Linked DNA regions of Homo sapiens: region 2 is linked to region 1. The links are chromatin contacts, found by Hi-C or POLR2A ChIA-PET in ENCODE. All regions are on one chromosome and are shown on one strand. The core of a region is the stretch at or near the end of the contact, and the rest is flanking DNA. Distances in the headings are between cores, read along the strand shown. Region 1 overlaps DEF6 (DEF6 guanine nucleotide exchange factor). Region 2 holds the start of SRSF3 (serine and arginine rich splicing factor 3).

What was found. Hi-C counts contacts between places; a loop is a spot of excess contacts on that map. ChIA-PET counts read pairs that join two places held with the same protein, here RNA polymerase II (POLR2A). Pooled maps may share reads with other maps.
Region 2: a loop to region 1 is called in a pooled map, with 5 times the contacts of the local background. The contact joins the promoter of SRSF3 here to the enhancer-like site in region 1. A Hi-C loop is called at or near these places in 4 of 50 pooled maps. POLR2A ChIA-PET finds 5 or more read pairs at or near these places in 2 of 52 experiments (AG04450 and activated T-cell).

Annotation. Positions count from the first base shown.
Region 1 is chr6:35,301,938-35,306,146 of GRCh38, forward strand. The region is part of intron 1 of DEF6 (DEF6 guanine nucleotide exchange factor); the gene reads left to right. Among named protein-coding and RNA genes, the nearest start is that of DEF6, 6.2 kb to the left of the region's middle. RefSeq lists enhancers at 918-1,047, 955-1,249, 1,248-1,447. Within about 2 kb of position 1,539, at least 23 of the 41 ENCODE cell types and tissues checked have a DNase peak (open chromatin) inside an H3K27ac peak, as active enhancers do.
Region 2 is chr6:36,591,946-36,596,052 of GRCh38, forward strand. SRSF3 (serine and arginine rich splicing factor 3) reads left to right here and starts at 2,417. Exons shown (of 6, transcript NM_003017.5): 1 at 2,417-2,536. RefSeq lists enhancers at 1,925-2,084, 2,193-2,874, 2,475-2,704.

The DNA.
Region 1 (4,209 bases), core at 289-2,788:
GCTGGTCTTGAACTCCTGACCTCAGGTGATCCACCTGCCTTGGCCTCCCAAAGTGCTGGGATTACAGGCGTGAGCTACTGCACCTGGCTGGATCTGTGTCTTTTAAAAGGATCACTTGGAACCTAGATTCATTTAAAGACCTTGCTGGGCAAGGTGGCTCACATCTGTAATCCCAGCACTTTGGGAGGCCATGGCAAGAGAATCACTTGAGTCCAGGAGTTTGAGACCAGCCCTGGCAGCATAGCAAGACCCCAACTCTACAAAAAATGAAAAAAATTAGGCATGATGGCTCCTGCCTATAGTTCCTGCTACTCTGGAGGCTGAGGTGGAAGGATCGCTTGAGCCCGAGAGGTCAAGGCTTCAGTGAGCCATGGTTATACCACTGCATTCCAGCCTGGGCAATAGAGTGAGATTCTTTCTTAAAAAAAAAAAGTCAATTTAGGAGAGAATTCTTTCTGAAATCATTGCTGGGTGCTTTTATGGATTCCCAAACCCTGGGGATCCTGAAGGCTGGAAACTACAGAATCAGTTCTTGCTGACTGTTGCCAACATGGACCTGACACCCACACTTGAGTTTTTAGGATCCCCAATCCCCACACTTGAGTTTTAGAGGATCCCCCAAGTCCTGAGAGGAGAACTACTCCCCTACATGCCTCCAGAGGAAAGAGTGAATAGATGAAGCATCTCAAAGGTCAGTGACTGCCAACTCAGAGGCCAGAGGCTCCCTGGGTTTGTGGAGACTGTGGGAGTCCTCTCTGAGGAAACCCAAATGGCAACTTGTGAAAAATACACCTGGACCCCACCCCTGGAAACTCTGAGTCAGTAGGTCTGGGCTGGGCGGGCATGTTTCAGTTTCACCAGTTCTCTGGGTGATTGTGGTGCTCAGCCAGGGCCAGTGCACTGTAGAGATCAAGAGCAGGGCTTTGGAGTCAGACCTTGGGCAAGACGCTTCCTCTCTCTGAGCCTTGATTTCCTCATCTCTAAAATGAGGATAATGAGAGTCCCCTGATCCAGGGCTGAGGACTGATGGAGATCTGCAAGTGAGCTCCTGCTCACAACTCCTCTGTCACTGCCATTTCCTTTGCAGCATGACCCCTCCCCTAGTCACACCCTCTCTCCACCCCCAACCCCTACCGCACCCAGGCACAGGAAGCTGACAGTCTGAGGTCGGCCCAGCTCTCTGGAGAGAGGCCCTGAGTGTCTGGGCATTTAATTCTTCCTTGTCCTACTATCTGACAGCACGCGGGGGTCAGAGTCTCTGCCCTGGGTTCTTCAGGATCCAATGGCAAAAGTGCAGGTGAGGTGCAGGTCTTAGGGACAGTACAGGGCGACAGAACTAAGCTCAAATAACTGTGCTGTTATGTGGCAGGTTCTGTCCTGGGTCGGGGAGGGCATTCATAGGTCCTCTCCTAAGACTCCCTTTTTAGAGAGATGAAAACTGAAGCCCAGTAAGGTTAATATGCTCACTGGGATTTAGTCAATCTCTGTCTGGCTTTTGTATTTTGTCTGCTTCTTCCCATGAAGTGTTTAAGTTCATTCAAGAGATACTTAATGAGCATCCATTAGGTGCCAGGCCCCGTGATACCACAGTGAAAAAAACGCAAATGTTTCTACCCTTGTGGTGCTGACATTCTAGTCAGAGGAGGCAGATAATAAACTAAATGAAATGTACAATATGATGAAAGATGATACATGACATGGAAGAAAATAAAGCAGAAATGGGTAGGGATCATGGAGGTCAGGCAGGATTGGGTTACAGGTTTAAATAAGGTGATCAGGCCGGGCAGGGTAGCTCACACCTGTAATCTCAGCACTTTGGGAGGCTGAGGCGGGTGGATCGCTTCAGCCCAGGAATTCAAGACCAACCTGGGCAACATAGTGAAAGCCCGTCCCTACAAAAGATAGAAAAATTAGGCCCAGCACGGTGGCTCTTGCCTGTAATCCCAGCACTTTGGGAGGCCGAGGCGGGTGGATCACCTAAGTCAGGGGTTCGAGACCAGCCTGGCCAACATGTTGAAACCCCATCTCTACTAAAAATACAAAAATTAGCTGGATGTTGGTGGCAGGCACCTGTAATCCCAGCTACTCAGGAGGCTGAGGCAGGAGAATTGCTTGAACCCGGGAGGCAGAGGTTACAGGGAACTGAGATCACACCATTGCACTCCAGCCTGGGCACAAGAGCAAAACTACATTGCAAAAAAAAGAAAACACACACACACATATACACACAAAAATTAGCCGGGTGTGATGGCGCACGCCTACAGTTCCAGCTACTCAGGAGGCTGATATGGGAAGATCACCTGAGCCAGGGCGGTCGAGGCTGCAGTGAGCTGTGATTGTGCCACTACACTTCAGCCTGGGCAACAGAGTGAGACCCAGTCTCAAAAGATAAGGTGATCAGAGGATATTCCACCTGGTCAGGGAATATATATTCCCTGAGAAGGTGTCATCTAAGTAAAAACAGGGAGGAGGAAAGGGTTTGAGCCATGCAGTGACCTGGAGAGAAATATTCCAGGCTGCAGGAACAGTAAGTGCAAAGGCCCTTGGGCAAGAATATGCCTGACCTGCTGGAGGAACATTAAGAAGGCAGAATGGCTGGAGGCAAGTAAACAAGAGGGATGAGGTCAGAGAAGGTGCAGCAGGCCAGGTCACATGGGGCCTGGAGGCCTGTGGAAGGACTCGAACTTTTACTCTGAAAATTATGGGAAACCATTGGAGCATTTGAGTTAGACTTTAGGAGTCAGTCAGAAACATTCAGTGAATGGGGGACATTATACTATCTTTGGAGTCAAGGTTGAGATTAGAGTCATTGCTGCCCTCAAGGAATGTAGAACACCCAGAAATGCTCACACAAACAGTGAACAGCAAAAGAATATTATTATAGAGCAACTTAATAGGGCAAATTAATAACTGGGTTAATGGCACCCTTTTTCATCCCTATTGTTTTAAATTTTATCCTAAAGACAATATATTCTCCTGGTTTAAAAAAAGAAAACACACAGAAGAATATAATGTTAATGAAGAAATTCGGGGCTGCGCTGTGGTAGCTCATACTTGTAATCCCAACACTTTAGGAGGCCGAGGCAGGAGGATCTCTTGAGCCCAGGAGGGCTCTTCCTGCCTCGGCCTCCTAAAGCATTGGGATTACAGGTATGAGCCACCATGGCCTGGGCAATATAATGGGAACTCATCTCTATGAAAAAAAAGAATTTTTTTTTTTTTTTTCCAGACAGGGTCTGGATCTGTCACTCAGGCTGGAGTTCAGTGGCACGATCTCAGCTCACTGCAGCCTTGACTTCCTGGGCTCAAGCAATTCTCCCACCTCAGCCTCCTGAGTAGCTGGGACTACAGGAGTGTGCCGCCACACCCGGCTAATTTTGGTATTACAAAAAAATTTTTTAACTTAGCTGAGCATGGTGACACATGCCTGTAGTCCCAATTACTCGGGAGGTTGAAGTGGGAGGATCGCTTGAGCCTGGGAGGCGGAAGCTGCAGTGAGCAGAAATCGTGACACTGCACCCCAGCTTAGGCAACAGAGTGAGACCCCGTCTCTAAATAAATAAACAAAAATAAAAATGAATTTATTATAAAATTAAAACATGTTAGTGGTAATTTTTTTTTTGTGGGGGTGTGTGTGTGTATGTGTGTGTGTGACAGAGTCTCACTCTGCCACCCAGGCTGGAGTGCAGTGGCACTATCCTTCCTGGCTCACCTCAACCGCCACCTCCCAGGTTCAAGCAATTCTCCTGCCTCAGCCTCCCTGTAACTGGGATTACAGCCGCCTGCCATCACACCCAGCTAATTTTTGTATTTTTAGTAGAGATGAGGTTTCGCCATGCTGGCCAGGCTGGTGTTGAACTCCTGACCTCAAGTGATCCGCCCACCTGGGCCTCCCAAAGTGCTGGGATTACAGGTGTGAACCACTGCGCCTGGCCAAATTTGTTTTTTTGTTTTTGTTTTTGTTTTAATTTTTAGATGGAGTTTCACTCTTGTTGCCCAGGCTGGGGTGCAATGGCACAATCTCGGCTCACTGCAACCTCTGCCTCCTGGGTTCAACTGATTCTCCTGCCTCAGCCTCCCAAGTAGCTGGGATTATAGGCGCCTGCCACAATGCCTGGCTAATTTTTAGTATTTTTAGTAGAGACAGGGTTTCAACATGTTGGTCAGGTGGGTCTCGAACTCCTGACCTCAGGTGATCCACCTGCCTCG
Region 2 (4,107 bases), core at 1,167-3,666, 1.3 Mb after region 1:
GGCATGGTGGCTAATTTTAACCCATGAGGTCCAGCCCACGAGGTCCAGGTTGTGGTGAGCGAAGTTTGCTCCACTGCCCTCCCGCCTGAGTAAGAGAGCAAGACCCTGTCTCAAAAAAAAAAAAAAAAAAAAAAGGCCAGGTGCCGTGACTCATGGCTGTAATCCCAGCACTTTGGGAGGCAGAGGAGGGTGGATGGCTTTGAGCTCAGGAGTTCTAGACCAGCCTGGGCAACATGGTGAAATCCTGTCTCTACAAAAAATACGAAAATTAGCTGGGCATCTGTGCTCGCGCCTGTGGTCCTAGTCGTTGGGGAGGCTGAGGTAGGAGAATTGCTCGAGCCCGGCAGGTGGACGTTGCCGTGAGGCGAGATCGAACCACTGTACTCCAGCCTGGGTGACAGAGCCAGACCCAGAGTCTCAAAAATAAATAACTAACTAAAAATAAACAAATATGTATTGCTTGACTGCTGTATCGTTTCCAAGCCCTGGGGATGCAGGTGTGACCACAATTGGCCAAAGTGACAAAACCTAACATCTGTAACGCTGCAAGCCTGGGGTTATTTTATACAGAGGAAATAGAGAGGTTAAACGTTCTTCTCAGGATGCTTCAGCCAGTAACTAGCAGTGGGGGCTGGGGCCAAATCCAGGACTGCCTGACTCCAGAGCCTTTGATTTGATAGAAGGAAAGAAAATGAAAAAGAGGAGAAAAGCTTACATAGAGGAGGGGAACAAATCAAGGCAAATATAAGTGAGCCAGAAAAAAAAATCTAGACGAGAGAGAAATAAGAAAAGGTTTGCTAGGATCCCCTTCTCCCCTTTTACAGGTGAGGAAACTAGGCTGAGATGTAATAAATCTGTATTTTTTTCCTCCACTACAGATAAACCTTTTAGAACCACAATAAGAGGTAAGGCTTCAAAAGAAAAATACCTGGGAAAGTTAAAACATATTAATTGGCTGGCCGGGTGCTGTGGCTCACGCCTGTAATACCAGCACTTTGGGAGGCCGAGGCGGGAGAATCGCCTGAGGTGGCGAGTTCGAGACCAGCCTGACCAGCATGGTGAAACCCCGTCTCTATTAAAAATACAAAAATTAGCCGGGTGTGGTGGCAGGTGCCTGTAATCCCAGCTACTCGGGAAGCTGAGGTAGGCGAATCGCTTGAACCCGGGAGGCGGAGTTTGCAGTGAGCCGAGGTCGCGCCATTGCACTCCAGCCTGGGCAACAGAACGAGACTCCATCTCAAGAAAAAAAAAAAAAGAAAAAAGAAAAAAAAAAACATAATAATTGGCATATCTTTCAGCTAAGAGGGAATAAATAAAAAGACAGGTTCTTTTTCTCTCTTTTTTTTTTTGTGCAGTGGTAGGATCTCAGCTCACGGCAACCTCCGCCTCCTGGGTTCAAGCGATTCTCCTGCTCTCAGCCTCCCAAGTAGCTGGGATTACAGGCGCCTGCCACCATGCCCGGCCATTTGTATTTTTAATAGAGACGGGATTTCACCATGTTGGCCAGGCTGGTCTTGAACTCCTGACCTCAAGTGATCCGCCTGCCTCGGCCTCCCAAAGTGCTGGGATTACAGGCATGAGCCACCGCGCCCGGCCCTTGGTGATTTTTCTAACCCAATCACAGTCTCTCTCCCCTTAATTACTCTTGCGGCTCTGTCTTCGTAAGGGAAGTGGCCCGGACAAAATACATGCCAGGCAGTGCAACGGCTGCTAGGAGAAAGGCTCGAGATACCCCTCCTGGCATTTGCTTGGGGGCCAGAATTTACATTCAATCTTCTTCAGAAACTTCCCTTTCCGGGTGTTTGCTAAAGGTGATAGTTTCCAGGTCACCTGACCGGTCTCCTTTGCTGTCGGCGCCAAGTCCTGCAAGTTTGCTTGAGAGACGAGAAACCAGCAAGAGTTGGGCAAACTTTCCAAACCAGGCTTTTCCTTCAGTGTGGAATCTAGGCGGCCACAGTCTGGTGCCAGCTGGGTCACAAACAGCTCCGTGACCTGTTTGTAAACGCGATGCTCTTAGTTCCAGACTAACCGCTCACAAGGGTGAAGCACTTAATTAATTCATCTCTTAATCTTGTTAGGGGCCAACGGCTCCTATTAGTGTTTGAGCGTGACGGCGACGGTGCTGTTTATGAAGCCCTAGCCTATTTGGAGGTGAGGAAGAGGAGTCTGTGGGTAACCTGGAGGTCGACAGACCGGGAGGAACGCTCGAGGGAGCACCAGGCCTGTTACAACGAGCGCGCGCCGACGCACGTCTCCACCCACCCGGCGCAACCGCCAGAGCGCGCTCCCAGCAACCGCGGCTCTCGCTGCGTTTGTAGCCATACGTCACGGCCTCTTCTGCTTCTCATTGGGGGAGCCCGTCCAATCATGTGATTCCAGTATGGCGTATAAATAAAGGCGAGGAGAAGGCGGTGGTCCGCCATTTCGTGGACGCCGGGTGAGTGAGAGAGTTGGTTGGTGTTGGGCCGGAGGAAAGCGGGAAGACTCATCGGAGCGTGTGGATTTGAGCCGCCGCATTTTTTAACCCTAGATCTCGGTAAGAGACCAGCGAAAGAGGGAATGAGGTGGAAATGGAATTTAACAGTACCAAGGAGCCAGGCCCAATGGCGGCGCCAGATTGAGACAAAGAGGCGCCGCCGCCATTTTGTGACGTTCAGCACGGGGCGGTGGCGGGGGCTCCCGGCCCATCGGAGGGTTTCCTAGTCTTGGAGTGGAAGTCTTTATATTCCTCATTGGGGCATGAGCCAGGATGGGGGTTACCTGGGAGTTGGGAACCACAAAGGGGAGCCGATAGCCGAGTTGTATTCCAGGTCACGGCCTTTTTATTTTTATGGCGCCTTTTTTTTTTTTGGCCCCTCATTTAATTGGGAAGCTTCTCAGAATGTTTTTGTAAAGTCACTAACCAAGACCGGACCTTTCAGTTCATATTAAATGGCCCCCGTAGTCACCTTACTTTCATGTAGTTTCAGATTTTGCAGCCTGAATCTAATCACCTTTTTCTAAGACCGAAAGATCTTCCTTGAACTTAAGATTCGTTCTTTCATCGCTTCCCATTAAAATGGAGGCTTAAGACAGGTGCCAGCAGTGTTTTTAAAAATTTTCACCAGTGGTTTGGTCTTAGAACTTACTCCTGGGCACAGGGTGTGGTCACGGCAAATAGGATGTGTCTGGACTGGATATTTTAATTAGACAAGCCCAGAGTAAGAAGAACGTGGTGTTTATGGAAAGCACTTCAGCTGAATTATTGAGTAGATGGTTTTTATGTAATTGAAACTGGTCTACAAGTTTATCAGATTCATCGTCGAAGTGACTCAGTAATAAAGCTTTATCAAATACAAGTCCGCCAAGGAAGAACAAAAAAATAAGTCCCCAAAGTGCAGTAAATTTTTTAGTAGCAAATATCTCTTTGTAATTTTTTATTAAAGTGAAATTATCTTTAAGTGGTATTTAGTATATTCAGTGTTGTGTAATCATCACTTACACGTAGTTCCAAAACATTTCCGTCACCTCCCCCCGCAGGAGACTACTACCCATTGAGCACTTACTCCCAGATTCCCTGTCCCCCTTCCTCTAGTCCCTAGCAACCACTAATCTTCCTGTCTCTCTGAACTTAGCTATTTTAGATATTTAGTATTTATGGAATCGTGTACTTTTATGTCTGGCTTCTTTAACTTAGCGTAATGTTTTCAAGATTTTCCAACGTTGGAGGATTTGTCAGTACATCATTCTGAATAATACTCATTTTATGTCTATACCACATTTTGCTTATCCGTTTCTGTTGATGGACATTTGGGTTAACATCTTTGGGCTACTGTGAATAAGTGCTACTATGAGTTTACATTTTTTAAAAAACTGTAAAGTTGGTCTCGTTGCTTGATAAATTTTTACCGCGTAAGACTCTGGTCTATCTAATGACATTTGATACTAGCCTTGTTCCTATAGTTCCAAATGACCAAAATAGGCATTTATTTATTTATTTATTTGTGGTTTTTTTTTGGCGATGGAATCTCGCTCTGTCGCCGAGGCTGGAGTGCAGTGGCGCGATCTCGGCTCACTGCCACCTCCGCCTCGCGGGTTCAAGCGATTGTTCTGCCTCAGCCTCCCGAG